Regions from separate parts of the Mus musculus genome. Here all the other regions are linked to region 3. A link is a loop called in an ENCODE intact Hi-C map of the cell type or tissue named here. Cell type or tissue: left cerebral cortex. All regions are shown on one strand. Links, peaks and the distances in the headings refer to the core of each region. The heading gives the core; the rest is flanking DNA.

What was found. A loop is a pair of places that touch in the nucleus more often than their neighbours do. Peaks named below come from ENCODE experiments on the same cell type or tissue, not always from the same donor. Only the 100,000 strongest peaks of a DNase experiment are listed, where the experiment ranks them.
Region 1: a loop joins it to region 3, with 2.1 times the contacts of the local background. A loop is called at or near these places in 3 of 42 quality-filtered maps.
Region 2: a loop joins it to region 3, with 2.7 times the contacts of the local background. A loop is called at or near these places in 4 of 42 quality-filtered maps.

The regions. Positions count from the first base shown.
Region 1 is chr19:40,451,347-40,461,986 of GRCm38, reverse strand. It overlaps Sorbs1 (sorbin and SH3 domain containing 1), which reads left to right. Exons shown (of 29, transcript NM_178362.1): 2 at 10,589-10,640. Among named protein-coding and RNA genes, the nearest start is that of Sorbs1, 57 kb to the left of the region's middle. In left cerebral cortex, for the core only: a CTCF peak has its summit at 9,573; DNase peaks (open chromatin) are centred at 4,809 and 6,523; H3K27ac peaks cover 559 bases.
Region 2 is chr19:40,405,710-40,416,349 of GRCm38, reverse strand. All of the region lies in intron 2 of Sorbs1 (sorbin and SH3 domain containing 1), which reads left to right. Among named protein-coding and RNA genes, the nearest start is that of Sorbs1, 100 kb to the left of the region's middle. In left cerebral cortex, for the core only: no CTCF peak of the experiment used is centred there; a DNase peak (open chromatin) is centred at 4,608; H3K27ac peaks cover 349 bases.
Region 3 is chr19:40,503,355-40,513,994 of GRCm38, reverse strand. Sorbs1 (sorbin and SH3 domain containing 1) reads left to right here and starts at 259. Exons shown (of 29, transcript NM_178362.1): 1 at 259-624. In left cerebral cortex, for the core only: a CTCF peak has its summit at 4,529; DNase peaks (open chromatin) are centred at 1,805, 2,822, 3,392 and 6,412; H3K4me3 peaks cover 1,863 bases; H3K27ac peaks cover 2,828 bases.

The DNA of each region.
Region 1 (10,640 bases), core at 1,603-9,602, 52 kb after region 3:
GGAAGCCTAGGTGTATCTGGGTTTCTCCAGCATGTTCATTCAGGATGGTGGAGCTGACAGTTGAGTGGGTTTGGGAAATGTGTTGCATGAGGTCCCTCCCAGTGATGCCCTGTTGGAGTCAGCACCTGTCAGTAACATCTGTCACTGCCAGGTCACTTTCCTGCCTGTAAAGCCCAGAAACAAGGCTGAGGGTAGACTGTCTGCCCAGTGTTCATGACATGACTGCTTCCATCCTCAGTGTGGCATTGACTAGGTCTGGTGGTGTATGATCCGAGTCTGAGGAGGTTGAAGGGAGGAGAATTGGTAATCCAGGGTTATCCTTGACTATATAAGGAGTTGGATGTCAGCCTGAGCTGCACAAGACTGTCTTAAAACAAACAAACAAAACCTCAAAGCACAGAAATGCCATCTTCAGATTCAGTTGCTTGTTTCGAAAGCAGTTTTAGGTGATTTGGATTTAGTTCGAGGAATATGCGAGTTCATTCAGTTTTTGTGCTTACTATCAATAGAAAAGAAATTTGCTTTAAGGAAAAGATTAACCTTCTAGACCATATTTTAGTCACAAAAATATTCTTGGGGAAGGATACTTTAATTTTTGTTCTTTAAGAAATTGCTCTTTTGTACTGGTTTGGGGTGGGACTGTTTGGCTTAGATAAAGACTGCTTTCTTCTGGCAGCCAGCCAGCCTCCCGGGGTCTAATCGATCTCTGCGTACTGTCTGCCTAACATTCACGGTCCATGATGACTCTTCTCCGAGGGGCTAAAGGCCTAGAATCTGCAGGTTGCTGGGACTTGCAGGTCTGTGCATGGAGCCCTTTGTGTTGGCTTTGGGGACAGCAGGGACAGCCCTTGTGTAGACGTGTGGCCTTCAGAGAGCTCTGACAATGCTTGATGCCACTGGGTCACAGGTGAGGACGTAATGAGCATGTGCCCTGGGCTTCCTGATAATCCTGCTGATCAGGGCCACACAGCACAGTCTTGTTAGCCTGCTTGCCAAACCACTAGGTGCCATCACACACACACACACACACACACACACACACACACACACACACACACACACACACACACAGAGAGACAAAAATACACGCAGGTATGTGTATGTACACAAATGTGTGTATAAATATATATACGTATGTGTGTATGCATGCATACATGTATGCATTTTTACAGTGCGGTGGACATGTGGGCTTTGCACATGCAAGGTAAGCTGTCTGCCACTTTGCAATACACTCAGCCTCCCTGTCCATACTGTTTGATCACCTTGACAATTTGTGTTGAGACAGGAAGTACCAGCTCCTTTTTATATTTGAAACAATATCCAAAGCAGACAGTCATTTCCTACCTTGGTTGAAAAGATCCTGACAGTCTTTGGCTCCGGAGAGGCTTGTGATGAGTTCCTTCCCTCTCTCTAGGCCACACATCCCCTTTGCAGGCTGGCCTGTCAGACTGTTCGCCAGAGAAGCCTAAGGCACTCCTAGTAGTACTGGACCCAATTCCTTAGCTGCAAGTGACTCCTAGATTGAAGCACCAAGATGCTCAGGTCTCTTGTGTGTGGTGCGGATGGTATCTGTGTCTGCTGTCGCTGGAGAACCACTGGGTCATCTGCTGCTGCTGTGCAGAGCTGGGGTAGAAACTAAGAGATCAAACTTTGTCCTTTTAAGAAAGCAGGGTAGAAGGAAGGAAGGATGGATGTGTGAGGCAGCGTGAGTGAGTGTGTTCAGTTACCGTCTCGTACTTGCTGCCCCTCAAACCCAAGACCAGGGTTTGAGATGTTATACCCACTTTGGGAGAAAGATAACTACCTGGGAAATGGATACCTTGCTTAGCTGTTGGCTGTTGGCTTATGTTATTTTTTCTTTTTTGGTTTGGTTTGGTTTGGTTTTTTTCGAGACAGGGTTTCTCTGTATAGCCCTGGCTGTCCTGGAACTCACTCTGTAGACCAGGCTGGCCTCGAACTCAGAAATCCTCCTGCCTCTGCCTCCCAAGTGCTGGGATTAAAGGCATGCGCCACCACGCCCAGCTTATGTTATCTTTTCTATTATGGCTATGACCTCAACACTAGAAGTTTCTCTCCAGTCCGATTGTGCAATAGAATATGATAAGTAATATATGAGTTTCTGGTAGTCACATTTACAAAGTAGGAACAGGTGAAGTTCATTTTAGCATGCTTTATTAACCCAGTATCAGAAAAAAAAAAAGGATTTCACTGAGTAATCGTTATAAAAATAGAACAGATCAGGAGGCCTGTATGGATCTGACATGGGTCCTCAGCATGTATGTTATGGCTGGGCAGCTTGGTGTTCCTGTGTGATTCCTAGCAGTTGGAGCAGGGCTGTCTTTACTCTTGCCTGCCTTTGGGACACCTTTCTTCCTACTGGGTTGCCTTGATGCTAAGCAAGGCATCTATCTGTCTCTCAGGGAGTTATCTTTCTCCCTAAGTGGGTGTGATTAATAACATCCTGTGCCCTGGGCTTAGGTTTGAGGGGAAGCCAGTAAGACAAGATAACTGAAATCAGTCACACATCCATCCTTCCTTCTCCTCTGCCTTAGGCAGCCTCGATGTGAGGGGTTGTGCCTGGCCTTATTGTAGCTTGTTATGCCTCATTTGGCTGATGTTTCTGAAAGGCCTACTCCTTTCTTGAGGGGTGGGGGAGGGATTTGCAGTTGAGATATAATATATGAGAGAAGAATAAATAAATGGAAAAAAAACCGTACAAAAATATCAGCGAGATACTTCGTATTCCTTTTAACGGTGAGACCTCAACTCCCACTGTATATGTTAGCTAGGCCTGTCTCAAGTAGTTACTGGTGTTTCACTCTGCAGCCATGTGAGCTGGTAGTTTTTCTACAAGATAGCATGACTTCAGGATTTCTTGATAAAAGATGTATTTTACCTGGCTACCCAGGTAGCAGGGAGTCAACAGTACAGGTGACCGCTTTGCAAACACTTCAGCATGGGTCAGTGCCAGGCAGTCTGCATATCTGTCACCTGAGGGGGATATTGAAGTGTCTCCATCAGACTGGAGCCCCAAGCGCTCCTTTTGTGCAGTCTAATTGGCACTGTCTACACCTTAGCTTCTCTGACTGTGCCTTACCCCCTTTCCAGGGATTCTTGAATTTCACTCACTGTCTTTGGGGGAATGCTGGTGTGGTAGGAAGGGCAGGGAATGTGCACGGTGAGGGCCCTTTCCCTCCCCTGCTAGACACAGCTGCAGTTTCTGATTTATCTAGATGCGATCATGTATTAATGGCAGAGAAGGCACCTGCCAGGAAAGGCAAGGTCAAGAAACCAGCATATTTAGGGAGAACAGGATACTGTGTACTTAAGACCTGTTTTCCTCTGGTGGTTTGTTTAAAAAATGTGTTTGCTGACAATCTAAGAGAATTGGCCCTACAGAGACATAGCCCAAGGGTATGAAATCTCAAATACCTCAGAGGCCAGGCAGGTAGCTTGGGAGGAAGGCTAAGATCAAACTGGGTGGAATGTTCTTGTTTTCACAAAAATGTTGCGGTTGCCTTATTTTGTGGGGTGGGGCAGACATAAGACACTCTTGGTCTTTTTCTGTTGATAGGGAAATATTTCTTTTAAGAGAAAACCAGTACATGCATCAGCATGGGGCTCTGGGGTTGGACAGATGCCTGTAAACACTTAGACCATCTAGAAATGGCTACTACCCAGTTCCATACAGCTGTGACCCTTGAGTTTTAGCATTGCCACATCTTGCTATTTTTAAGGAAAAACCACCCTGTAAAATTATAAGATCTTTGGCTTAATAATTAAAAAAAAATAAAAGAAAGAATTACAGACTGATAGAAAGTAGCAAAGTACCACTTTTTTGGGGTGGTGGTGGTGGTGGTGAGACAGGGTTTCTCTGTGTAGCCCTGGCTGTCCTGGAACTAACTTTGTAGACCAGGCTGTCCTGGAACTCAGAAATCCGCCTGCCTCTGCCTCCCAAGAGCTGGGATCAAAGGCTTGGGCCAGCACACCCGGCAAAGTACCACTTCTTTAGGTGGTTACATTTTGGGTAACTTTATATAATACAGTGTCTAATTCAGGAAGCAGACATTGCTACAATATATCCATATTGTTCCATAAACTCTATTATTTATTCTTTCCACTCGGATTTATTTGTTCTCATTTGTGTGTGTGTGTGTGTGTGTGTGTTTGTGTGTGTGTGTGTGTGTGTGTGTATGTATGTGTTTGTGTGTGTTGTCCTGTGCAGTTTTATTATATGTGCCATTTGTATAATAACAGCTACAGTTAAAAAATTTGGGAGCCAGGTGCAGTGCTTTCCTGTAATCCCACCATTTGGAAGTTAGAAGTAGGAGGATGAGAAGGTCAAATGTAGCTTGGACTGCACAGTGAGTGCAACTATGTTAGATTCAGGTATGAAGGTGTAGATGCACATGCGCACACCACCACCCACCCACACACACACACACACACACACACACACACACTTGAATTTTACATTGTGCAAATAATCTGAAATTGTTGAGGTCCACAGAACATGCCCTAGGCCTGGTAAGGCCTGTTGAGTCTCGAATTTTGAACCTCTATTCCAGTCTATCTGCTCCCTTTTGTTTGTTTGCTTGTTTTTTCTTTTCTGGTCAGATAAAATCGGTGCTACATAAAATGTACTGTTTAACCATTTCCAAGTACGCAGCTCAGCATCTTCCAGCACGTTGTCAAGTCGTGCAATCATTGACACCTTTTTCTGGCCTGCCCTAACGAAGGCCCTTATCCATCAGCATTCGTCTCTAGTCTCCTCTTTTCCCCATCCTCTGGCGTCCAGTAATCTACTTTCAGTCTCTATGGCTTGTCTGCTCCAAACGTTTATGTAAATAGAATTATATAATAAGGCTTTTTTTGTTTGCTTGCTTCTTGCTGGATGTTTTCATTTTACCAAGGAAGAGATTTGAGACTAGAGAAGGAAAATGACGTTTTTGTGATAATAGAGGGAGGAAAGGCTGTCTGCACTCATCCCTTTGTGCCACAGCTGTTGGCCTCTCTTCATTCTGTCGCCAGTGTGATGATCATGGTCATGATTTCTTTTAGGGAGGGTTGAACAAATACATTTAGCAGTAGGGTACTTCCTGTTGTGTGGAAAACCTTCAAGTCACTGTAGATATGGGAATTGTATATCAGAAAACAAGGTGTGTGGTTCAGGTCAATATATTATTGTTAGATACCTACTGTGTGCCAGGCTCAGAACCAACAGGTGCATGTTAGATTGGGTGCTGGCCATTAAGGGACACCCAATTAGGAAAACAGGCAGATGAAAGATGGTTTTTGGATGTTGAGATAAATACTGTAATAGCGAAGGACACCAGGCCCAGGTCCATGTGGAGGAAGCTCAAGGGTGAAAAGGAAGCTAATGGGCAAATGAGTTGGCAGAAAGAGGGTTAGACTTCAATAATGGGATCTGTAGCACCTCACTGTACGTTCATTAGTGGTGACAGAGGATAATGGAGAACATGAAGATGTGGTTCCAGTGGTGAGTTTTGCCAGCTACCCCAATCCCATATCTGAAGTTCTCAAATAGTGTATGGTTGAATGGAGGCAGAGGAGGAGAAGCCCAATTTGATAACTGAGTTTCCATGGGAACCCCACTCTGAGCAGCTAGGCTATACAGTAGAGAGTATACATGGGAGCCAATATCCAGGTAGTGACAGAATTGAGGAGTCATAGCTAAGGGCACCAGAAGACTCATCCCAGAAACCACAGTGAAGCCATGCCATGGAGTGTGCTCAGGGAGCCCTCAGCCATGTTCCACTCACCTGGTTACATGTCTGGCTCATACTGAGCACATGTCACGAGCCAGGAACTGTGTGGTCCTGGGGTTACAGAAATGAACATGTCAGGTAAGGTCCCTGCTGTTTGAATGAGATAAATGTGATAACAGTGGATCATGTTAGGTTCTACTTAGACAGGAGCCTTTGCTGCTGAGAGTAAGGTTTGGGAGTCAGAACTGGCCTTGGTCAAGAGGTACTATTTCTTCTGAGATCTTAATGATGACAGTGTCCCATCCTCGGCAAGAGATAGGAAAAGAAGTTTTGTTACTTTATTTTTTTATGCAGTAGAAATACAAATTCTGTTACTACTCAATGCAAGTAGCATTAAGGTGTTTGGAGTGGGTTGTCTCTGGCCATTTATGGTGTCCTTGGCTTTGTTGAGATGTTCTCAAGGCTGCCAAATCAGATAGAATAGATTTGGTATCTGTGGAAGTTTGGTCCTGAACATACAGTCTTAGGGTGGGGCGCAGGGAAGAAACCACCAGCTTGGAGGAAAGAAACATTCATATTCAAGTAGATGAAAAAGCATAAAGTTACTCTGAATCATCTTAAGTAGGTGTGGTTTTATAATTTTTTTTAAGGGAAGCTAAAATGATTATTTTTTTTTGCTAGTTTCCAGCTAATTCTGTTGTACTTTATGAGTATTGTGTCATTCAGAGGCCTTGGAAACATTCATTTTTCCTCCTACTGAATTTGTGGAGTAGGTGGGAGAGCTTAAAAAAACCTTCGAAGACCCAGTTCCTCTGCCAGTGGGTGCGGGAGGAAGAGGTTTGGCTGGCACTGGGACTGAGTGGAGAGAGCCACGCTAGTGTGAGCCCGTGGAAGTTTCAATGGAGTTCAGGCTCTTAGGGTGTTAGCATTGGTGATGGCCCCTGTGATCCCAGAAATCCCTTACCAGGTTCAAGAGGGGTTAATTTTGCCAGTTGTCAAGTGATCTTCAGTAGGATAACCGATGCAGTGTGATATGAAAGCAAGCCAGAAGGGTCAAGTACTGGAATTTGTTTCCTTTCCAACCTGGTTGGTTGGCCTTTTCTCTCTTGGGCTGTGGATTTGTTGCTGGTAGGAAAGAGAACACTACCTTGAGCTTGGGAAGTGAGTGAGGCCTTGTATTAAGCACACAGAGAGAGAACAGCCAAGTCTGTCTGGGGTGGCATGGCATTTGAGATATATTTTGACAGAAATCAGAGTTTGGAGGTACTGTCTGGGGATATGTGACTTGCTGCCCAACTTGGAACGTGAAGGAAGACAACAATAAAAAGGCAAAGCAGAATGGGACAGGTCCTTGTCCATGTATGGGCTGAGGCATAATGTAGTGTGAAAACGGAAGTCATCTGTGCTGTGGAGGAGATACGCATAGGTTTCTGAGGCCATTGGGCATGAGGGCTCCCCTTGGGCTGGAATGGGTTTGGTGGGTCTTGTCCGACGTTTGGTAGGAATGAGGGTAGCTGAGATGGATTTACAACAGCTAATGCTACTCTGTGGTCTGGGGATGGAGTAGAGAAGAAGAGGCCGCAGCTGAGGGAGGTGAGGGCTTTAGCAGGGCCTGAAACAAAAGCCGCCCTGTCTTTCGAAGCACTGGACTAGAGAAGTGTCTTGTTTTTGGCCAGGGCATGTTAGAACTGTACGAAGAGGAATGAACCATTTGAAAATTGAGGACTACCAGAAGGAGCAAAAGTCCCCTTGCTTTTGCCGAGCTCGCCACCCTCCCTCCCATACACCACCGTATACCCTTCTAAACTTGATTTCTGACTCAAAGTGGAGGTTAATTAGGTTGGAGTGGGATTCCTGGGAGAGTCTCTGTGTTTTGTTGAAGGTACTAAGGCTTGGCCTATTGTTCAAGAAGGTTGACCTTGGCTAGCTGTGGATTTCTTGGGATCCTGGGAGTGTCTCCTTGTTTTGTTGGAGGATAGTGAGGCTTGGTGCTTGGCCTCTTGTTCAAGCAGGTTGACCTTGGCTAGCTGTGGCTTTGTTTGGTGTTGGCTCTTGGAAGGTCACCTGCTCGAATGCGGTGATATGAGGAAGCCTTCTCTCCAGGCAGGTCCATTCAGCAAAGCAGCTTGCTCCAATCCATCATCTCTGTGGCACATACATTTACTTTGCCATTTTTGGCTTGGGATGGCTCAAGCCATTACATGACCACAAAGTGGAAATCTGCAAAGAGAAGTACTCAGCTGGCTTGGCGGATCTCCACACCTTACACTCATCTGCAGTGCTTGCCCTTTGATAGGCAGCAGGGACCTGGGCAGAATGCTTATGTCCCGAATCTGTTCCTCGAAGGCCATTTGATGTCTGGAGAGGTGCAGATCCTTTGTGCTGCTGGAGGGGGCCTGCACAGGTACGTAGGGATACTGTTGGGACTAAGCAGCCCTCGTTTCAACTGGGAACATGTAGTCTGGGTGTATGCTGCTGAAGAGAGGGAGGCCTGCCTCACTTATCCAGTTTCCATTCTTCCCGCATTCTGTCTTCTGCTTAATGGAGTTAAGTGAGCAGTGGCTGTCGTAGACTAGAAATGAGATGGACGTACCGAGAATGAATAAATCTCCTATAAGCAGTATTCTTGGTGCTTTCCTGGAAGATGCTTAATTAACGACCTCGACGAGATGATTCTGGAGCCCCATCCCCAGCTGGGTGCCGGAATCTCTGCTTCCTCTGACAAACAAAAAAATCAAAATTATTTTTGTTAGAGTCTTTTTAGTGCTCCAGGTGATTTTCATTTTCAGCCAGATTAAAAACAAACAAATAAAATACCACCACCACCACCAACACCACCGAAAAACTTGCCAAACAGCTGTGGTGAAATCCTGTCCACCATTCAGGGGGACTGTGTCTTGTTCCCTCATCCTGGCCTTAGCCTGTGTACATGCCGTGCTGTATACCGAGTTCCTGCAAATGTTGGGTTACATGATGCAAGACAAGGATTGGGTTTTGGTTTGTTTGTTCTGGTTGTTTTTCTTTGTGTGAATTGTTGGTGTTAAGATCAACGAGATAAGAGACCTGGACAAAGCTAAAATAGCTGGCTTTTCTTTCTGTTTTTTTGTTTGTTTGTTTGTTTGTTTGTTTGTTTTTTTGAGACAGGGTTTCTCTGTGTAGCCCTGGCTGTCCTGGAACTCACTTTGTAGACCAGGCTGGCCTCGAACTCAGAAATCCGCCTGTCTTTGCCTCCCGTGTGCTGGGATTAAAGCCGTGCGCCACCACCGCCCTGCATAGCTGGCTTTTCAAATGTCCTTGCTTTTGCCTGCATTGTCCCATGTGCTGGGATGAGAACCTTCTCTTTTTGGCCCCTCTCCCGTCTAGACTTTGGGGTTTCCCCAGCGTCCTGTCCGTGCTAGGAAGAACTGTCTCGGCTTCTGTTGCACCAGGTGCTCCTGCTTGGTACTCCTACGTCTCCTGAGCATGCCCATCCAGAGTGTCTAGGCTGGGCCTTTTCCTCAGGACAACCCAAGGGCTGTGCTGACTTTGTATCTCTGTCACCTCACGCAGTCTGGTGTGGGATAGAGCTCGGTGAACCAATCAATAAATTCTTTGAGAGAATGATATAAATAACTCTCACTACCTTAAAGCTGAGTGCTGCTAACATTGCAATGCTGGTGGTGTCTTTATACATCAGCATATGTCCTTGTCTCCTTTTTGCTTTTCTGTGAATGTGCTAGAGATAAAGCCTAAAGCCCTCCACATGCTAGGCACATGTTCTACATCTTCAGCCCTTAGATTTCTCTTTGAAATGTTATTTTTATCTCTGAGTGTTTGCCTGCATGAGTGTATGTGTGCCACATGCATGCAGTACCTATGGAGGCCAGATGAGGGCCTCTGTTCCCCTGGAGCTGGAGTTACAGATGGTTATAAGTTGTCCTGTGGGTGCTGGGCATTGACCCAGGTTCTCTACAAAAGGAGAGGCAAACGAGGGCTCCGAGGAATGAAAGTCACAGTTTTCTATGTAGAGAAAACCCAGGATGCTGGGGTCTGTACTTATGAAGGGTGACTGCTGTGTACTACCAGGTCATCAAGGTCTGACACGAATGTTGTCTGTGTTTACAGATGTAACTGTGGGCTTTTCTACCAATTCCCAAATGACTTAGAGCCTTATTTATAAATAAATGCCTAGGCCATAAGCTAGGTCTGTTCCCTGACTAGCTTGTAGTTTATATTAACCCATTTTTACTATTTTATGTCTACCACGTGGGTAGTTACCACTCCCCAGTTTCTTACATCTGGTCAGACTTCCTGAGCTTGGTTGGGGAATCTTCCTGCCTGCATATTTCCCAGGGTTCCTCTCTCTCTGCCAGATGTGTCCCACCTTCTAATCCTGCCTCAGCTTATTGGCCATCAGAGTTTTACTGACAGATGATGCTTCACACAGTAAACAGAGATTATCCCTACATACAGATCTTCTGATCTGTTTGGCTTTTAAAGAGAAGGAAAAAGTATGAAGTTTATCAGCAGCAGCACCAACAGCAGTAGCAGCATGATCATGATCATAATCTTAATTTATTACATGTGTGTATACACGTTATGGTCAGAGGACAACATTTGAGAGTGAGTTCCCTCATTCCAACATGGCTTCTGGAGATTGAATTAGTTTCGAGCTTGTGTGGCGAGAAATGTTTCAGGCCTAAGATGCCCGAGCTTTTCCATGGCATTCCTGAGTCTTTGCCAGGATCTAGGAAGCAGGTGCAGTGCTGTGTCTCTGCAGACTGAGGGCTTGCCCAGCAGTTGGGTTGAGACGAGGCTGCTGAGGTAGGTAAGGCTAGCTTGTTTGTGGTTTACTCAGAATGTTTTGTGTGCTCTTTCAGGAGTTGGCATCCATTGGAAGACCCTGAGATCCTCTCAGCTCAGAACTCCAGG
Region 2 (10,640 bases), core at 925-8,924, 97 kb after region 3:
TCTCAGTTCACGGCCAGCTTTGAACAGCGCGAGTTCCAGGACAGCCAAGGCTACAACAGAGAAACCCTGTCTCAAAAAAACAAAAACCAAACCAACCAACCAAACAAACAAACAAAAAATTGACAATGTGGATATCAGAGAATCCGTCACTTTAACTTTGACTCAAAAACAAAAAAGATTTCATGTGACATATCTGTGCTTAATTGAAACCTCCCTCCCACCCCCCTTAAAGCCAGGATCTCACTATGTAGCTTAGGTTGGCTTTGAACATGCTGTCTTTCTGTCTCTTGTCCCAAATGCTGGGATTATAGACCTTAGCCACCATGCCCAACTTGAATGGGAGGTGGTGCTGGTTGGTTGGTTGGTTGGTTGGTGTGGGGATGGGACCAGGAGCTGCAGCATGAGAGAGAAGCACTTCACTGTTAAACTCCACCCCAGCCCTGTGACCTCAGAGGGAATGAGGAAGGAAATGAAATAAGGGTTAGATGAAATTTACAACCTTGATTTGTGAATAGTTTGATATGTATCTAAATCTCTATATCAGTGTGGGCAAAATATATGGTCTATTTGAAATAAATTGTCTTTATGTAACTCGTCATCATGTAAGTAGATATCAATAAAAAGTAAATACATATCGGTAAAAAATATAATTTTGGTAATTTAATAATTGGTCTCTGCCCCGCCCCTATTGATATTCTCTAAGCCAGGGCCAACATCGATTCACTCCTCACCCTTGTTTCATTTGTTTTTGTCCCTTCCCCCATCATTTCTTCCTCCATTTAAACCTCTCTAACAACTGGGGGTTGGGGGGAGCAGTAGGAACCCCCAATATGTCCTCTGTGTCTTGCCAGATGACATTTCTGGTTCTCGGCTTCTCAGCTGGAAGGGCCCACTCTGGGGTGACATCCTTATCTTTCTGACAGTTAGCTGCCTTCCAGCCCTGAGATCTGAGTTCCCATGACCCAGGCACTCTATTTTCCTAGCTAGGAATTTCCAGAGCCCCAGCTGGGATGCCCTTTGCCTTCCCGGCAGCTGGCTTCATTCGGAATTTAATGAGCTTGCTGAGTTGAGTGGCCAGAGAAGGGTTTCCCTCACTGGAAGGACTCTGACACTTTTTCCTGTAAAGTAAGTAATTGCCAGGGGCTGCCTGGCTCCAGGAAAGGGCCTTCCCAGCCCTCTCCCCTGTGGTCAGGGTCTAGGGCCTACATAATCCCCAGCCTTCTCACCCTGTTTGAGGTAGCCATCAGTGAAGGAGGAGTATATTTTAAATTCTTGGTGTTGTTTTAGTTCCATGTCCACTGGGGACAGTTAAGCCAGCCTGTTGGTGAACTTGCGTTGGCGGTCGGGATTTCCATTTCCCGCCACGTCTGCTTCTCTGCATTTAAGTTTGCTGGTTAGGCAATACAGCTGTGAGTTTAGCAGGCGGGAGCTTCGAGTGCTTCATTACCACTCTGAGAGTTCAAATATTCCTGCTTTTATGGAGGGCTTTAGGCACGTTTTAGATCCACCTCCTCCCCGCCACCCCCCCCCCCAATATAGTCTTTACATATTTATAGAAGAACCTGGTTTTGCACCGTTTTGAGGAAACAGAAGGAAGTCCACAATTACAGACTTCTGAAGCTGGGTTCCTTTGGCCACATGAAACCTTCCTGAGAGCAGACGGCGGTGGTGGTGGCTAGATGTTTCTCCCAGCCCCCATCTAGATCACTGATTAACCTTTGTCACAGATGGCCAAGGACTTTGATGTCTTGCAGCCTACAGACTGTAGAAGCGTGGGTCCTGGGTAGAGTCACCACAAGGTCGGAGTTAAATATTCTCTGCCTGTGGCAAGAAAACCTACATTCCTGGCAGTGGCTTTTCCTTCTTCATGCTGGACCCAGAGGGTTGCAGGTATACTTAAACAGTGACCCAAGAAGCCTTCCATTAACTGGAATTTCTACTCATCGCCAACTCTCTTCTACTTTGGGGGTTAGAGGGAGACAAGAAGAAAATAAGCCAATCATGTCAACATGGCGCTCACGTATGAAGCGCTTCCTGTGTGCACAGCAGTATATTGATGGGCAGAGGCCCCTGAATCCTTGTAACATGAGTCTTCGCGTTATTTTACTCCTTTGGCATGTGGGGACACAGAGGTTTACAGTGTTAGCAGAGCCAGAGGGAGGCACTTAGAACTCTTCCATGCTGGTTAGAGTTCATGCCAAGAAGGTAGTTGTTCTCTTAATGATGAACTTCCATTCCCAACTCTGCTGTCTTCTGCAACTAACCCCAGAAGGTAGAGCCTTCATCTAGTATCTCTTGAGTGTATGCACTCTCTGCCTGTCTCTCTGTCTGTCTCTTAGCTAGAGGCTAACATATGGTGTCTTTATTCTTTCTCCACCTTACTTCCTTTGCGATCTATTTTTTATTATTTTTAAGTTTTATACAGGTGTGTTTGACCTCATGTGAGTTTATGTACAGGAGCCCTCGGAGACCAGAGGTGTCAAACGCCCTGGCACTGGAGTTAGAGAGGACTGTGAGGACATGAACTGCCTGAAGTGTTCGGAACTGAATTCAGATCCTGTGGAAGAGCAGTGAGTGCTCTTAGTCACTGAGTCTTTTTCTCTGGCTGTCTCCAACTTACTTTCAAGAGAGGATCTCTTGCCCACCTTATTTTTTTGAGAAAGTACCATTCATTATTTGGACACATTTGAAGGCAAGCCTCATGTCTGCCTCTGTAGGCCTGGGGTTCTAGGCATGCACTGGCATAACACCTGGTTTTTATGTGAGTGCTGGAAATGTTTTTGTGCAATGACAGGGGCGCATGTAGCCCAGGCTGGCCTTGTACTTGGTGTGTAGGTAAGAATGACCTTGTAGTTCCGATTTTCCTATTTCTATCCCCCCAAATCCTGGGATTACAGATGTGTGCCACCACACCCAGCTCTGTCCAGTTTCTCATGTTTAGATCAGGTGTGAGTTGTGAAGCCTGGATCATTTGGGGTTAACCATTCTCATTAACATTTATTAGCTTTAGAACAATCCTGTAAACATCCAACTCTGTCAGTTTTTGTTGTGTTTTGATGAGTTTGTTCTGTTTGCAGTTTTTCTCCTCTTTGAGGTCTACAGGATTGTCAACACCTTTTTGTTCCTGGTAATTTTCTTGTCAGCCATCAAGCAGTAGGGCAGAGGGGGGTGGGTGGGGGGAAGCCTCCCTATGGGCCGGAAACACAGAATGATATTTAGGGAGTATGCTTAGATGATCAAATTCCCTCTGCATGGCAGTTTTTGCTACCCATAAGCAAAAAAAAAAAAGACAAATGTAGAAATTGTCACTTGTGGTTGCTGTAATCAAGGTTCCTGTGCAGCTTTTCAAAGCCGGATTGCAGGAAGCTTTCCCCCTGGGCAGAGGATTCTTGTACCTTGGGACTTTTCATATATGGGCCTCAGGGCACCGGCACACCCTCCTGCCCCCTTGATCCCCACTGCTGTGGTGCATTCTGTACGCTTCTCAGCAACAGTAAGTCAGATCACAGATGGTTGTGAGCTACCACATGGTTGCTGGGACTCGAACTCAGGACCTCTGGAAGAGCAGACAGTGCACTTAATGACTGAGCCATCTCTTCAGCCCCTGAGAACAGCTTCTTATGACCAGAAGGAGTAGAAGACAAGTTTATCTCCAGATTAGGCAGTGATTGCCTGTAACATATGTAAGCTACTTCACTTGTTACAGAAGTTAAAATTCACAGAGAGAATTGTATTAGGAAAAGGCAGGTCATGCTACCTCATTAGGGATAGAGAGGAGAGCCAGTTAGTTGCCTGCCCCCCCCCCCCCCCCGTGTGTGTGTGTGTGTGTGTGTGTGTGTGTGTGTGTGTGTGTGTTAGGACGAGAATGCCAGGGATGGAAACTTCTGAGCTGTATCGAGACTACTAGTCTTTTCTTTCTTCCCACCCAGACTATATCTCCTCTCAGGGCTACAGAGGTGGCTCAGTGGTTAAGAGCACTGACTGCTCTTCTAGAGGTCCTGAGTTCAATTCCTAGCAACCACATGATGGCTCACAGCCATCTCTAATGGGATCCAACACCCTCTTCTGGTCTGTCTGAAGACAGCTACAGTGTAGTCATATACATAAAATAAATAAATCTTAAAAATATACGAGTAAGAATATCTCTCTCTAGGGCAGGCCCTATATCTAATTTTGGTCGACAAGAGTGACCAACGTCTCAATGCCACAGATAAAGCGCTCTGAATTAATCCGTCTGTGTGCGCTCAGTGCAGTCTGTGTAGGAGGAATCTCTTACTTTAGGCAAACACGGTTTTACAACTTTAAATTTATTTATTTATTTAACTTATATTTTTACATTTTTATGTGTATGAATATTTTGCCTGTGTGATTGTATATGTACCATGTATATGCTTGGTGCCCACAAGCGTTAGAAGAGGGCTTTGGTCCCTTAGAACTGGAGTCATGGATGGTTGTGAGCCACCATGTGGGTGTTAGGGATTGAACCCAGGTTCTTTGCAAGTGCTCTTAATTGCAAAGCCATCTTTCCAGGCCCGTCATTTTGACTGCTCATTGAGTCTTGCTGTCGTTACTGAGGCTCAGTTTTTCCATTGTAAGGAGGTGTTTGAGGATTAGAAATGACGTATGTAAAGTGGCTGGTTCCCAGCCAGCTTTGGGGAAATGCAGACGGTCCATCTGTTTGTTTAGTAGTGTGAGAGCAGGGGCTTCTCATGAATGTATCATGTGTCCATAGTGATGGTTTGGTTTCTTGAGACATGCCCTTCCGAGGGGACAGTTACCCAGGGTTTTGCTTGGGAAGGTCAAGCTGGGGACTTGATTCTTGGTGCTTGATAACGACTGCAGTTGGTAAAGGCTGGTGCTGGTGCAGTAGCATCCACCTCAGGAGGAGGGCTTGCAGCCAACTGTCTGTCCTCATAAGAAACAGAGGATTAGAAAGGCCAGCCTGCCGCCTTCTCTGTTAGAATACTTCTCCTGGTACCCTACCGTTAACACGTAAATGCATATTTTAAAAATTTAACCTGGAGAAGAACAACTTATTAAACTAGGTGTTATTAATCTCATCTTCTAAGTCAGTAAAATAAAGCAGACAAATGAAGGGGTTTTCTAACTTAAACAGCCCTGGCCAGATTTGGTCCAAATCTATTTCTCCTGGCTCCGGTTAGCTTCCAGCAGCTGCTAAGCACTACATGAATCTGGAATAAGAGTGGACTCCAGATAGCAGAAAGCCAGTCACTCTACCTGAAACCGAGATGTTGTTTGTGTTGTGTATGAGTTTCCTATATTAAAGTGTTAATGCTATTTGACACAGTCTGGTTTGATAGACAGCATAGGTTTGAGAGATGCACTCTGGGTAATTGTTTGCTGTCAGCTTGGTACTGCAGTGAACGCTTTGGAGGTTTTACTCTTAAAGAAAACCTACCTCAGGAATTTGCATTATATTATCAACTGCTTGGATGCAGTTTTGATATCTGATTGTTAAAACAAACAAACAAACAAACAAACAAAACCCAGCCTAACATTAGTAAAGAGGAAGAAGGAATTAGAGAAAAGTAGTTAGTGTCGTCCTGTGTGCACAGCCGGAGTGGGGGCAGCCTGACAGTTACCACAGTTAGGCAGTAATGATCCTTGGCCTCAAACTGTGACTTTGGAGTTATTGATTTGGGGCCTGTGCATACATGTTTCACTTCAGCTATTAGGCAAATACCGTTGAGAAGAGAGGTGTTCTCGGACAAGATAATGTTTTCAGTGTTCTGTGTTGACTTTGGGGTAGGTCAGTATACTGTTCAGTGACATTTGAAAGTTTAAGGAAAACAAGCAAAGTTTGAATAAGTCAGTGCTATGAATTGAGGTATTTAGGTTAGATATTTGCAGAAGACATAAAATCCTTCTAGTGAAGGGAGCCCGTGTTCTCTCATTCCTGAGCATGGCGTGGCCTGTACTGTAAAGGTCTGTCTTACATAGGATGTGGTGAACCAGTGGCCTCAGGGAATTCATAGCGTGTGAGGAAGGTGGAACAGGAACTGTGTGGACCGTCTGTTAGCGCTGACAGCCCTGCTGTGTGGGAGACCCAGGCTTCTGCCATTCCTGGACGCCAGCAGGCCCCTGGCCAAAGGCTTTCCTAGGCCTGTTGTTCAGCCCCACACAGCACTCATTGTTCAGTCTCACTTACCTGCGTGTGGCCCGTGGCCCGGCCTGGACTCTGCAGGGAATTGAAGATGCACCCATTGGCTATTTCTCAGTGGGTTCCCGTTGTGTTGTGACCCCTTCGGAAAGAGTGTGGTGTCTCTGCCATGGGCCCGCCCTGATTTTAAGACTCCGTATAAATCTTTGTGTTGAAGCTTTACTTTTATCTGATGAGTTTGGGAATCTGCCCTGTTTTGAATTCTCTAGATTGTCTTTAGGGAAGAGCGCCACAGTCACTGGACGCCGCAGTCAGACGGTTTTGTTTGGGTTCTGTAGACAGGACCATATTTGGGAAACGCAAAGGGACCAGTTTTCACTTTTAGGGCTTGTCTTGGTTAACAATGCATGCTTAAGAACCTTTGTATGCCCGGAGTTGTACACACTGAGATTGTGAAGTAGCTAAGGGTTCTGGAATGCTAAGACAGAGGAGCGGGGAATTGGCAGGAGGGGAGGTTTGTGTCTCAGGGAGGGACTGTGTGGGTGGTTACCTGGCAGTCCCTGTAGCCCTCTTAAAATGAGATATTTGGTGCAGTTGCTTCTTTAGGAAATCTGGCAGAACCTTTGAGTCACTCCGTGTCCCCCGAGTCCTCATAAGGAGTTACAATGGGGTAGCCTGGTCTCATAAGCAAAAGCAGTAGATGTGATTAATGTTAGAGCTCTGCACGCCAGGTCACCAGTTAGTCCAGTGGAAAGGGGCATTGTGTGGACTTCTCATAGACAAGATTATTAGTCACAGTTTTTTAGTTTGCTAGAATTTTCTCTTGAAAGTTGTAAAGATTACAGATATCAAATATGAGCTAAGAAAAATTACTTTTCATGAAAAAAGTGTCTTACAGGTTGAACATCCCTGGCCTTTTTTTTTTTTTTTTTTAAGATTTATTTATTTTATTTCTATAAGTACACTGTCACTGTCCTCAGACACACCAGAAGAGGGCATCAGATCCCATTACAGATGATTGTGAGCCACCATGTGGTTGCTGGGAATTGAACTCAGAACCTCTAGAAGAGCAGTTGGTGCTCTTAACCGCTGAGCCATCTCTCCAGCTCCACTTCCCTGATCTTAAAGCCCCAAATCTGAAATGCTCTAGAACCCAAAACTTTGACTGTCAGAGTGACACCACAAGTAGAAAGGCCCAACTCTGTCTCATGTGATAGATTGAAGGCAAATGCTAAGAGTACTGTAGAATTGGTTTTTGGCCTGTAGGCATTAGACGTGATGAAATTTCATGTAGATCTTAGATCCCTCATTCATTTCATTTTTATGAAAATACTAGATATCCCAAAATGTGAAAATTCAAAATAGTCTAGTTTCACACATTTTGGGCAATTTTGATGGTTTTCGGTTTTGTTTTGTTTGGCTTTGTCAACTTGACCCAAGAGTCACCTGAACAGAGGGAATCTCAAATTAGGAATTGTCTCCATCAGATTGGCCCATGAGGAAGTCTAGGGGGCATTTTCTGGATTTCTTATTGATGTAGGAGGGCCTAGCCCCCGTGCAAAGTGCCATTTCTAGGTGGGTGGGTCTTGAAGTCTTGGACATGGTCCATCTTGTCACTTATGCTACACACAGAGTTAGTGTGTATGGAGCACGTGATGGAGGTAGACTGTGCTCTTCTGGGCCCCATGGCATGTTAAGTTCAGTGGTTTTTTTTTTTTTTTTTTTTTTACAACTGTCACATTTGGGGTAACTTTAGAAATAATGCAACTGGTTAATTGAAATCTTTTATATTTATTCACTCTTTGATTCTTCCCAGTCACATGTCCTCCAGATATTATCAGAAGAGACGTCTGACTGTTTCACTGTCTGTAGGGTTTTGAGTCACTTTTCAGATCTGCCACAGGGCTCGACTGCTTGGGGAGGGGAGTTTGATTGCACTTATGTCACACCTCCCAGTAGGGTGTTAGGCTGTTGGCCCTGCTTGGGGTGGGAAAGCACTATCTGAAGCATGGGAAAGTGCAGTCTGAGGTATGGAATAGCCAGAGTCCGTTTGTGGGTCCACAGGCCTGCCACAAGGCTTGGGCTATGGGGTTCTCAGATCCTTGGACACTCAGGTGCACAGAGTGGGGGCCTGAGGGCTGGGTGTAGCCTGGGGCCGGGGAGGAAAGAGGAGCTGGTCCCACTGAGAGAGTCATTGGCTTGACAGTGGCAGTCTTGGTTGAGGTTGTGGCTGGCAGTGCAGAGAGGCCTTCTTTGGGAGATTAGACAGCGGTTTTGTAGGTAAAGGCCTTCTCCATGGCTCTCCATGGCGAATCCCAATGAAAAGAAACGGCCTATGGTTCCAAATCATTTATTACCATGGTCAAAGTGGATGCATAAAACCATATTTCACTTCTCAGGGTGGGCTTGAGGTTAAATACCTTTTGAAGGGAGGAATGTCTGGGAAGGAAAGCTTATTGGCTACGCCCTCCATGCCTCTAGGTACCTCATTAGCATGGAGACCTCTGTCTCATATGACCTGTGGTCACATCTCTTTTATGTGAGATGCATGTCATGTGTTCCAAGTCAGGAGTCTGGCAGCGAGCTGGGAGTCACCTCAGCCTCAGGTGTGTGCCCACCGAGTCTCTGGGTCTTGACCTGCTCTACCTTACCAAACATCCTGGCATGGATTTACATCCCCCACACATCTTCCAAGCATACCTCTTGTCCTGCGTCTTGTGATGGTCTTAGAAGCAACAGTAGAGCCAGGCACTGTCCTGGTGCATAGTATTTGCTAAAGGAATACTGTTTTAGATTAGTGGACTTTGCTGACAAATGGTTTCCCTTTTTGTGCTGCCTGACTAACTTTGGGGGCAAGAGAGGCCCTCGTTGGCAACAGACACAGGAGCTCTTTCTTGCTTAGGTCAGCTCATGGTAGTTGTGGGGTAGGAGGGATCTGAGGCTTCTTAAAGTGAGAGCATGATCTAGAACTTGGAGGGTGGATCTCAGTGGTGGGTATGAGGGTACAGGGGCAAGGAAAAGGAAGAGCTGGGAAGAACAGCTTTACCAGTCTGGTAGTGGGGGAGGGGGGAATATTGACGAAGGAGAGAGGATGGTGCCCTTAGACACATTCTCAAGGGACAGATTTTTCCCTTACCAGTGCTATTGGATGCTTGGTCCGCCCCAGGCTTCCTACTTGATGTTAGGGAATAGAGATGAATACTGGCCACACTGCCAGCCGGGTGAGCTCTGTCTGGTGGGCTTTGTGTAAGGCAGCAGAGACAGGGCAGGCAGGAAAAGATTAGGAGTGGACCCAGCCAGGCCTTGAATCTCCTTGTCTGGACTTTGTATTGTGCGGTGAGGGCTGGGTACCGTTGGAAGGTTCTAAAGCGACTGGTTGTTAGGTAACTGTAGAGGGCTGGCATTCCAAACCCTGATGGCACGGAGGCTGTCCTGAGAAAGGAGATGTGCCATAGCAGGCAAGTGTGTAGAAGGGCCGGAGAGATGGCGCCGTGGTTAAGAACATTCTAGAAGACCTAAGTTAGGCTCCTTGGTTGGGTCACTCACAACTGCCTGTAACTCCAGGTCCAGGGAATCCAACACCCTCTTCTATAAGTAAATAAAAATATAAAACAAATCTTTAAAACCAAGAAGTTGGTCGAAGGGAGACTTAAAACTACAACTCAGTATTTGGAAGTTGTGGGTCAAATTCCAGGCTTGTGAACTCTGTATTTTGTAGCCACAGACCTCATCAGAGGAAAACTCAGGAAGTCGATGCTAATGAGATTGCCAAAGCCATAGTTGCCAAAATGAAAATGATGGGTGGGGAGTGGGTGGGTTCGAGTCTGCCCAGTGGCCTGGGGGGTCATGTAAGCCTCCTTCCAACACAGTTGGGAAACTATAGATATGGGCCAGAGGCCTGCAATCATCTTGTTCTGACACCCATGAACTCGGAAGGAAGTCAGTATGGAGCCGGAAAGGAGTAAGGGCCAGCTCGTGACCCTGTGGCCATGAGCTCCTGGAAGACCCACAGGAGACCTATCCTTCCAGGAGGGTCCTCATTTCCCACTCCAGTCATTCTTTGTTGACACTCATGAGTCAGAATGTGCTGGTGGGAAGGAAGAAGGAGTTAACTGTCTTCAATGTGGTCCGTAGACCTGAGCGTCTCTGTCTAGCACAGAAACTGTCGGAGTTGGCTGAGGGTGTTCACGGGCGACCTTTCTAAGAGCCGGTTCAGATAATTGGTTAGAACGGAAACGGAGTTGGACAGACTCCAGGAGGAAATGGGAAGACATAGGGGGTGGCCTTTTTGACATGTTTTTTCTAGGATTCCCTCCCCCAGAAACCATCAGCCCGTTGTGTTCCAAGCCCCCTTCTGATTCTTGGGATTCCAGATCGAAGCTAATGACGGGGCCCAGCCTATCCTGGTTTCTTCCCCTTGAAAGGAAGTTTCTGCAGCTCAGAGTTAGCTTCTCCACTTCCTGAAGAGCCTCCTGCCCTCCGTCCACAATGCAGAGAGTGAATTTGAAGGGAAATGGCA
Region 3 (10,640 bases), core at 1,431-9,430:
AGCGGGTGCGCGCGCGACATCCGCGGGAACCCGCGGGCGCGCGCCCCGCTCACAGGGACGCAGGCTTGGCGGCGGGCTCTTCCTCGCCTCCCCATTGGCGCACACGCCCCTTCCTGTCACGGCCGGCCAGGCCCCGCCCCCTGGGCGCTGCCGGAGTGGACGGTTCCAGGCCATGCTAATGAGGGGCTGGTCGCCGCCGCCCATTGGCCGGCCCCAGTGTCGGTGAAGTCAGCTCGGAGTAGCAGAAAAACAGAGCGGGGCTGACTGTAGCGTGGAGCGCGAGCCGGGCTGGACGCGCGCAAGCCCTTGCCGGGGACCCGCGAGGTAAGCGGGCGGCGGCTGCGCTCTCCGGCGGCAGCTCCCGGGCGGGCGCAGCGGGCCCCCGGAGCGGTGCCTTTGTTCAGCGCGCGGAGGAGGTGCTTTTAAAGGGCCAGCTGTTGGAAGGACCTGGGGGCCCCCCTTCTCCCAGAGCATCCCCGGGTGGCCGCGGGGGACCTTCGCCGAGCCGTGTCTCCCGGCTGCTCTGTGTCCCCTCTCCCCGTCCCTTCAAGAAAAGTTGCTAGGACGCGGGGAGGTTTGGGGATTCCAGGTTTCTTTATGCCTTTTCGTTTTTGGTAGGTGAAGGTAAGTGCGATCATGGCCTCTGCTTAGGAGGGAATGTCCGCCCGCTTCAGCCTGGCTGCAGTGTGGGTGGATGGAGACGGGAGAGCCCTGGTGGGTTTGCGCTGGAAAGTGAAACTACTGAGGGTCTTTTCTGCAGTGGCCAAAGGAAGAAGGGCGCAAGTGTCAGGATGGAGGCATCTCAGGTGTATTCATTCATCAGCACACCCTTCCACTCCATCACCTAAGCCGAGGGCGGCGGGAGGGGGGCAAGCACTACGCTGCTGGCCCAGACCAGCCTGCATCCGAGCGTGTTGGTGGGTGTGTGTCTGGGTATACGGTGCTTCCGCTCACCGCCCAGGCCCCTTCATGCTTCCCTGGATGACTGGATGACAGCATCTTGCAGGGCAGCCCATCACCAAAGGGACCTAAAGCTACTCCTTTCTCTTATTTCCCAGGCTGTCCCTCCCGGGGTTTCCACGGTCTTTTCCCTGATAAGCGGTGGTGACATTCGAGATAGGAGGGAAAGGAGGCTTTAAAGTCATTATGCTTCTTTGAAGGGCGACGTGCTGTCGATTTCTGTATCCTGGAACCTCTGCGTGTCATACTATGCCTTTGAAATTCATCAGTGCTTTTTCCGGGCGGACAGAATTTATTATGCATTGCTACATAGAAGCAGAAGATCCCTCTGAGCCGGCTCATTCCATCCTGTCCGAGGGTTTTCCCAGCATGTTCTGGACGAGCCTTTGGATTTTTGTTTGAATCGCTGAGCTCTGGGTTGCCCCTGTTGTCACACGGCCGACCTACTGAAATTGCTAAAATTGATTTCAGTCAGTAGGCGGGATGTTCATCTAGAGACACCATAGAACCTGCCAGGCATGTTAGGCCGCTGACTGATCCCCCCCCCCCCCCCCCGCCCATCTTCCAGTCCCCAACACTGGTGTGTCCTTTTTCTTCCTTGGAGAAGGCCAGGGACAGCTTGTCTGACCACATGCTTTTTTTGATTTTTTAAAATACCTCTCTTTACATTTAAGTGTGTGTTTTGGCTGGAAAGATATCGAGGTGGTGATTGAAGGGTGGATTAAAAGTGGGGTGGACAGCAGCAGGGGACAGCCGTGCCAATGACAGAAAACACACATTGGGAGATTTTATAGCTTCAGCCTTCAGTGAGTGAGTGAGTGAGTGAGATGTCTACAGGGTGAGGTGTGTTGGCTGTGAGGGGGAGGGGTGGAGGAGGAAGATACTGCCAACAGTTTTTTGCCCCACCCTCCTGCTGCCGCCTTAAATAACTCCTGGCCAGCCCAGCCCTGAGGTCTTTTTGAGCCTGAGGGGAGAAAGGTGGTCTGTTAGCCCACCTCTGCCTGGGGCACCTTTGATGCAGATTAGGAAGGGTTAGTAGTTCTTAGGGTAGGGGGTCAAAGATGGTATATTCCTTAGCCTAAGGACTCGTGGTAACAGTCTGGTGACTTCCCTGCAGGCAATTAGTACCTGAATGAAGTGCTGGTCGACCTCTGTAGGACAACCCCCTTTTGTTGGCTCTACCTCCTTTTTTTTTTTTTTTTTTTTTTTTTTGCTAAAGCAAGTTGAATTTCTGTAAACTTTTTGAAGAGATTGGGAATATTGGGATGGGGTTGTAAATATGGCAAAGAAGAAAAGAAAATTGCTTCTTCCTGGCAGAACAAAGACCCGTTCAGCTCTTCTGTTTCTTCTTCAAAATAGAGTTGGATGCAGATTGCTGGGTGTGGAGAGATAGGGTCCAGGGAAGAGAGCCTCGCCTGTGGCACTGGTAGTGTCCTTGTCTTCGAAACTCCACTCTCCCTGGACCCTTCTCTGGAGGTGGATGTGGAAGGCACTCACTGGTAATTTAGGATTTAACTAGCCTTCAAGGAGGAATAGATGATCAAAAAAAAAAAAAAATTGATGTAAGCTTGTACCAGAAGCAGGCTGGCTTTGGCTCTGATCAGCACTCTCTGGGCCTTGAGCTTGTGGCTTATGCTGTGTTCCTGTTGGTAAAATAAGAGGCTTTAGAGTGGTGACGTTCTAGGGTTCCCAAAAGCACCATTTAGTTTAAAATCACAAGTACATTTTGTGACGGCGATTTTAGATTCTTTGCTGTTTGCTAGTCAGATGTTAAATTCTGAGTATTTAAGCAAGACTACTGAAGAAGCACTCGAGAGCTGGGGCTTCTGTCGGAGTCAGACTACCTTTTACTTGATTGGTGCGATTCATGTGGTTTTAGAGTATGTAAATAATTCAGGGCTAGAATGATCCAGAGTGAGAGACGTGGACGTAGGAGCGAGTTGGTGTGTGGGGGAGGTGAGGATGGGATGACAGATTGCGGAGGAAAGGGCGTTTCTATAATTCATTCCCTCCCCGCCTGTGTTTTATTTATGATCGCACAGGTGAGCGTTTAAATATTGGGAACATGGGGAGGGGGACCTCGATGATTGATCCCTCCTGGCCTTCACTGAGGAGTGATGCTGGGGAGTTGTGGCCATTTGTCTGAGGTCTATCTCGACTAGCAAGGTGCAGAGGGGGATAAGGATCTGGGTCTTGTGGTCCAGAGTAAGGCCCTCCCTTTTGTGAGAGGAGCCTAAGATGGGAAGGAGAAAGATGAGGAGGAAACAAGAGATGAAGGGGGAGACTGGAGACTCCATAGCTTCAGCCTTTGGAGCCAGGAGTAGAGCAGTCCTGTGTCCTTGGAATGAAGTAAGGATCGGAGCCCCTTAGATGAGTGTGTGTGTGTGTGTGTGTGTGAGATGAGTGTGCTCGTGTGTGCGCATGTGCATGCAAGTGTGTGTGTGAGTGTGGGTGATGTGGAGGTGTTAAGTGCCCTGATCCTGCCACAGATTTTCCTTGCTGACTCTGATTGTAGAATGAGGTTGAAGCTGCTTGTTCAGAGCCAAGCAAGACCTTTTGCCAGAGCCGGGAGAACTCAAACACTCAGGGGCATTAGGTGTGCTGAGGAGAGCTGACGTTGGGCCCAGTTCTGCTGCAATTCCAGGTTCATATTTGTGTATTTTTTTGTTTTGTTTTGTTTTTACATTTCCGATACAAACCTTAAAGTTTTCCATGGACTGAATGGTAGAATTTTCCCATCTAACCTTCCATCATACATTTTATGAGAGAGCATTTCATGTCTTGCCTTTCCAGAGGAGAGCTCCTGAATGGTGGCTCATCATCTTTGGGAGGTAGGGAGGCTCTGGCCTGTGACCTGCGTTAGTGCTAACCCTCACGTTTCAGTGAGCAATTAAAGGGTGGGGAGCAGTGGGTAACCAGAGCATTAACTATTCAAAGGCAAGGATAAAAGATGATAATTCTTTGACGTCTGTGGCCCAAGCCAACAGCCAACAGTGAGGAGCTTGCCTTCCTCGGGCCAGCTCCCAGGTACGAAGAAGTCTCTGTGGCTTCTTCAGGCCTCATGCTTCAGGCATGTTGTGAGGCCCTGTGGCCCTGTATCTTGTTACCTTCGAGGCTTTTTTTCCCCTGCCTATCTTTCCTGTGGCCGTTTGTTTTTTCCTCCCTTCCTCTTGTGTTCTTCTCCCTGCTCTCTTCCCTCATCCTCTTAGTAATATATCTTTGTAGTGTGTTTTAGTGTATTATTGCCTCATTAAAATTTCATGTTCTCTGTTCTTAATTTAAAAGCAGTTTATGTCTTTGACTATATATGTATTTTACACGCAAAACAAAAAGCAAACCCAATTAAACTGCTTTTTATTTCTGTGTGGCCTTCCATTGATTTTCCCCTCCCCCTTTTTGTCTGAGGTCAGTACTGACTCTTTCTAGAAAAAAATAAAACAACAAAAAAAACCCTTTTTTTCTAAAGTCTCTGTCATGTGGTTATTGTTTTAAAAACAAAACCAGCTATAACAGCAGAACACGTTTCCACCCTTATATTGTGAGCCACCAGGGACGCCCTGTCCCAAGAAGTGTATCCTGTTTCTTCCTTCAATGGAAGAAGCATTGTTAATGTGTTTCATAAGAAGGCTTAAACTGTCCAAGGGCTAGTGGTAGATATGGGTCTTGTCAGTGAGTCTGGTGGGAAGCAGGCAGGCTACTGCCATCCAGGGAGAATTTAGTGTGATGGTTGTGTTTCCTAGGCTAGACTAACCCAACTATCTGTAGCTGGACACACAACCCTTTAGAAAAGAGATACTTACCACTTTTCCAATGAATGTTGGGTTGAACTCAGGCCTATCCTGTGCCCACTTTAGGCAGAACCAGGGTTTCTCTGTGTAGTGCTTTTCTGACAGCAGGCTGATTCAAACGCTACCCTTCAGCCTTACTTACTGGCTTTCCCAGGTCCTCAGAGGCAGGCCCCTCCCACAGAAAGGTTGGGGCCTTTGCCTCTTTGCAGTGCCTCCTACTTTCAGACTCCCTCGAGGTGTCTTCCTTCCTCTGCTCACCTGTTTCTGTTAGTCTTGTTGACTTCCTTGTTTTCTTCTAGTCTTCTTCCACCATATTGGGAGTTCTGGAAAGAGAGAGGATTCTATACCTGTTACACACACACACACACACACACACACACACACACACACACACACACACACACACACACACACACACACACACACACACACACACACACACACACACACACACACACACACACACACACACACACACACACACACACACACACACACACACACACACACACACACACACACACACACACACACACACACCCACACACACACACACACACACACACACACACACCCACACACACACACACACACACACACACACACCCACACACACACACACACACACACACACACACACCCACACCCACACACCCACACACACACACACACACACACACACACACACACCCACACACACACACACACACACACACACACACACACACACACACACATACACACACACACACACACACACACACCCACACCCACACCCACACACCCACACACACACACCCACACACACACACACACACACACACACACACACACACACACACGGTTGTGGTGGGGGCGGGGAGAGAACTACCAGAACAATGAGAGACTTCTAAAGAAGGCAGTGTCCTCCTGGTAACCCATTCCCTTGAATCAGTCCTGAGGAGTTTCTATTGCTGCAGGAACAAAGCTCATAAACTCAGAGATGTTCAGGCCCCCGGGCTTGCTTCTGTTAGCTCCTTTTAGGAATCTGAGAAGGGTCTCATAGAGCTAAAGTCACGGTGTTGGCAGGCTGGTGCTTGTGGTGAGAAGAGCCTGATTGCTTATTGATGCCATTACTCAGAGACTGCCTGCATTCTCTACTCCAAGCTGCCTTCCTGTCTTCAAAGCCATCTCAGGGTTTCTATTGCTGCCATGAAACACCATCCCCAAAAAGCAAGTTGGGGAGGAAAGGGTTTAGTTGCTTTATACTTCCATCTTTAAGTCTGTCATGGGAGAAAGTCAGGACAGGAACCCAGCAGGGCAGGAATCTCGAGGCAGGAGCTGATGCAGACAGAGGCCATGGAAGGGTGCTGCCAAACTGGCTTGCTCCTCATGGTTTGCTCAGCCTGCTTTCTTACAGAACCCAGGACCACCAGCCCAGGGACAGCACCACCCACAAGGGGGCTGGGCCCTTCCACTTCAATCACTAATTAAGAAAATGCCCCTACAGGCTCACCACAGATTAGTTTTATGAAGGGATTTTTCTTAACTGAGGTTCGCTTCTCTCAGAAGACCTTAGCCTGTGTCAAGTTGTCATAAAACTAGCCAGCCCAGCCAGTGCCAGTGACGGCTGATTGAGCTGTTCTGCTCATGGCTCTGATCATCAGTGTGTCATCACTGATTCCCTCTTCCTCCTTTAAGGAGCTTGGTAATTACAGTGGGCCGCCTGCATAATCTAGGACAGTCTCCCATCTTAACATCAGTTGTTAGCAATTTTCAAAAATAGAAATTTCTTTTTTCCCTCTCCCCCTCTCTCTCCCTTTCCCTCTCCCTCTCTCCTTCCCCCTCCCCGTCTCTACTCTTTATTCTCCCCCCGCCTCTGTATGTGTGTGTGTGTGTGTGTGTGTGAGAGAGAGAGAGAGAGAGAGAGAGAGAGTTAGTGTGTATGTACATGTATGTGTAGGTACCTGCAAGAAGAGGGTGTTGGATTCCCCTGGAGCTAGAGTTAGAGGCAGTGCTAAGCTTCCTGATATGGGTGCTGGGGACTGAACTTTGGAAGAGTTATTTTGAAAGAGTAGCCAGGACACGTAATTGCAGAGCCATCCCTTCTGCCCCGTTTAGCAATTTTCATTCCATTTGCAACCTTCGTTCCCCTTTGCCATGTAACTCAACATGTTCTTACAACTGGAGCTTAGGATCTGGACACTTGAGGGAGGGGTCATTATTTTTTCCATTACAGTTACTTTGCACCCTTTATTATTTCTCCTGACATTACTTTCTTATTTACAAATTACCCCAACTTCAGCCTTGTTTGCCCATCCCCTCAATATGGCACCATCACAGTTTTTGGTTGCATGGATACTTACTATCAACACTGTTTTGCCTGAGCAGATAGTGTTTGTGACTGAGCCTTACAGTATACTTTAGTGGTACTTTTGAATGGAATTCACTGACTTAATGGCCTTACTTCTTCAAGTTAGGGTTTTTTTTTTTTTTTGTTTGTTTTTGTTTTTGTTTTAGTTCCCAAAGGCTTACACTGTATTTTAAAACATCTGTGTGCCCTAATGTGTATGTTTTTATTTTGTCACATTCCCCCACCAGTCTTCCTTTCCAGAGCCTCTACCCTTCTCCACTGTTCTTCGTTGTTGACCTGTAGGCCTGTGGCATGACTCCTGCTTGGAAGCAATCCATGGGTTGCTACCTCTGTTTCCATCTTTTGTCTTATTCTTCCAGAAATTTCTGAGAGAGGGTTTGTAGGAGCCGATTATTTCACACTTGCACATACTACATGGTCTTATTCTTTGTTAGTGCTTGGTTGGTGGTTTGGCTTATCTAGAATTTTTGATTGAAAGGCATTTTCCCATTATAGTTTTATTTCATTATTATTATTTTTAGACAGGGTTTCTATAGCCCAGGCTGGCTAGGAACTCATTGTGTAGTAGACCTGGCTGGCTTTGAACTCACAGTTATCTGCCTGTTTCTGCTCCACCCCACCCCCACCCCAGTGCTGGGATTAAACATGTGTGATGCCACATCCCAGCTCTCCATTAGAGCCTTAAAGGCGTTGTTATAGTTTCCTGTAGTTGCTAGTGTTGAGGCTGAAAGTTAGTATACCATTCTTGTTTTTGGTCATTTCCATTTCCTACATTTAGACCTCCTTGTTTTAAAAATGATTGGTATGGGTCAGGTCCTAAGTGCATGCTTGTCCTCTCAGCCCTTGAGAGTGGAGAGTGGAGGCCTGGGTGTCAGGAGTGCAAGGCCCTCATCAGATACATAATGAGCTCCGGACACTCTGGAACTAGAGAAACCCAGGCTCTGATATACACAAGAAAACAGTGGGCTGGAGTTTGGTGAAGGCTTCTATCCTCTATCTAAGGAGTTCTTATGTGTGAATATTAACTTTTTTCTCAATTTTCCTGGATTTTGTCTTCAAAAGTCCTATTAGACTTCCTAGACTGAGTTCATAGTTTGAAAAGTTGTAAATTTGTATTTTTTTTATTACTTTTATATTTTTAAGGGGTATCTTTATCCTCAACCCTTTTCAGTTTTTAATGTCTTTATTTGTGTTTTTACATGATGCGTGTACATGTTTTACTTCCTAAGGACGCCTAGTTTCTGTAATATCTCCCTCCCTCTCCTTCTCTCCTACTCTCCTTTTCCCCCTCCCCCTTTGTCCCCTATCTGCTTCCCTCCATATCCCAGGCTGGACTTGAACTCCAGAGTCTCCAGCCTGTCTCCTTGCTGGCATTACAGATGTTCCTCTCAATGTCTGGCTTCTTTATTTCTATTTTTGATTACTTTTGGAAATTTTCTGCTGATCTTTGCGTTGTCTTTGTTTCTTCCAAGTCCCCTTTTTTGCTTATTTTGGTTGCAGTGTTTCCCATTGGAGCCGTCTTCCCATGCCTGCTGATCCTTGCTTTGTTCAGTTATATTTAAGGGTGGACACTTAACTGTTGACTGGGCATCTGTGGGTGTAGGGTCATACAGCAGAGACCCGTCCTGCTTATTTCCCCAAATGGAAAAACCTAGGTATCCATAGATATTTCTGGGTCTTTTCTACAGAAGGATTCCTAAAGAGGATTTAGCCTGCTCTATGTGTGTGTGTGTGTGTGTGTGTGTGTGTGTGTGTATGTGTGTGTGTGTGTCTGTATGTCAGTCTCTGTTTATCTGTCTCTGTGTGTGTCTTGTGTGTGTGTCACTTTGTTTATCTGTGTGTGTGTATGTGTGTGTCGAGTGGGACGCGACAAGTTTGTGTGTGTGTGTCGTTATCCCTGCATATCTCTGTGTGTGTCAGTTTATGTATCTCTGTGTGTTTGTGTGTGTCAGTCTTTGTGTGTATCTATGTGCCTGTGTGTGTCAGTCTCTGTGTCTATCTGTGTGTGTTTGTGTGTGTGTGTGTCAGTCTCTGTGTGTATCTGTGTGTCAGTCTCTGTGTGTATCTGTGTGTGTGTCAGTCTGTGTGTGTGTGTTGGGAGGAGTAGTGGGCTGTTGCTATCTTGTTTGCTCTAAGGCGTTTATTCTGCCCCACTCTCAGAGCTTCCTCCCCTTGCTGAGCCTGAGTCTTCTGCTGACTGTACCAGGTGAGTAGCTTCAGGAAAGGAACCCAGATCTGACTGCTCCTTGACTGATCTTTCAGGAAGTCGGTGCTCCTCTTAGCCCCACGGCACCGCTCCCCTCCCAATCACTGACTCCTGGAGCTCAGAGCATTCCTCAGGTTCTGTGCCAGGGGTTGGCCACTTAGTGGTTCCTTGCTCAGCTGGCACTTAGCAGAGTAGATAAAGTAGGATCTCAATTTAGCTCCTGCGTGGTGATCAGCTGTGACTCCCTGGGGGTCTGCCGCTTGTCTTGGGTGCTGTTATTTCTTTCCATTAAGTATCGAGTTTCGCTTTTGTTCTTTTAGTGGGGTTTGAGGAGAAGATAGAGGAAAAAATGTTCAGCTTTCTGTTTTTTTTAAAAAGACTTATTTATTATTATATCTAAGTACACTGTAGCTGTCTTCAGACACACCAGAAGAGGGTGTCAGATCTCATTATGGATGGTTGTAAGCCACCATGTGGTTGCCGGGATTTGAACTCGGGACCTTCAGAAGAGCAGTCAGTGCTCTTAACCACTGAGCCATCTCTCCAGCCCAGCTTTCTGGTTTTATCAGAAATTTATTTCATCTCTTTAGCCAAACTCCCAAGCTTCTGCTTCCTGATGTTGCTGCGTGCATGCTCCAGAGATTCTCCCCTGCACGCACCTTTGTGGTGCCGTGGATGGAACACAGGGCTTGGGGCATGCTAGCACATTCTCTACCACTCTGGTGTGACCCCAGGCCTGAGGTGGTTGCTAAACAATTGAATATATGTTTCTACAATCATTAGCTTTCCAGACAGACCTAAAGATGCAATTTTACAAAAATCATGGTTTATTTTGAAATAGACATAAGCACGGGCGGCAGAGTCTGCCTTTTCCTAAGCTAAGCAGAATGAAACATCATCATGGACTGCTGGGATCATGAATGGCGAGGCCCAGAGCTGTGTTTTGCCCCATAAGTGACCATATGGGCTATCTTGAGAAGTCTGGTAACCTATCTGGGTCTCAGTTGACTCAACCCACTTGGTCAGGTGTTGGCTTAGTTCTATGTACTGAGGAGCTGTTGTGTGCAAAGCATCATAGTTTTATGCCAACCTGATACATGCCAAAGTCATCCAAGAGCAATTAAGAAATGCCTTCATAAGATCAGGCTGTGGGCAAGCCTCTAGGGTAATTTTCTTGATTGGTGATTGGAGTGGTGGGTCGGTCCCTGGGCTGATGGTCCTGGGTTCTGTAAGAAAGCAGGCTGAGCAAGTCATGAGGAGCAAGCCAGTCAACAGTACTCCTCCATGGCCTCTGCATCAGTTCCTGCCCCTAGGTTTCTCTACCCTACTTGAG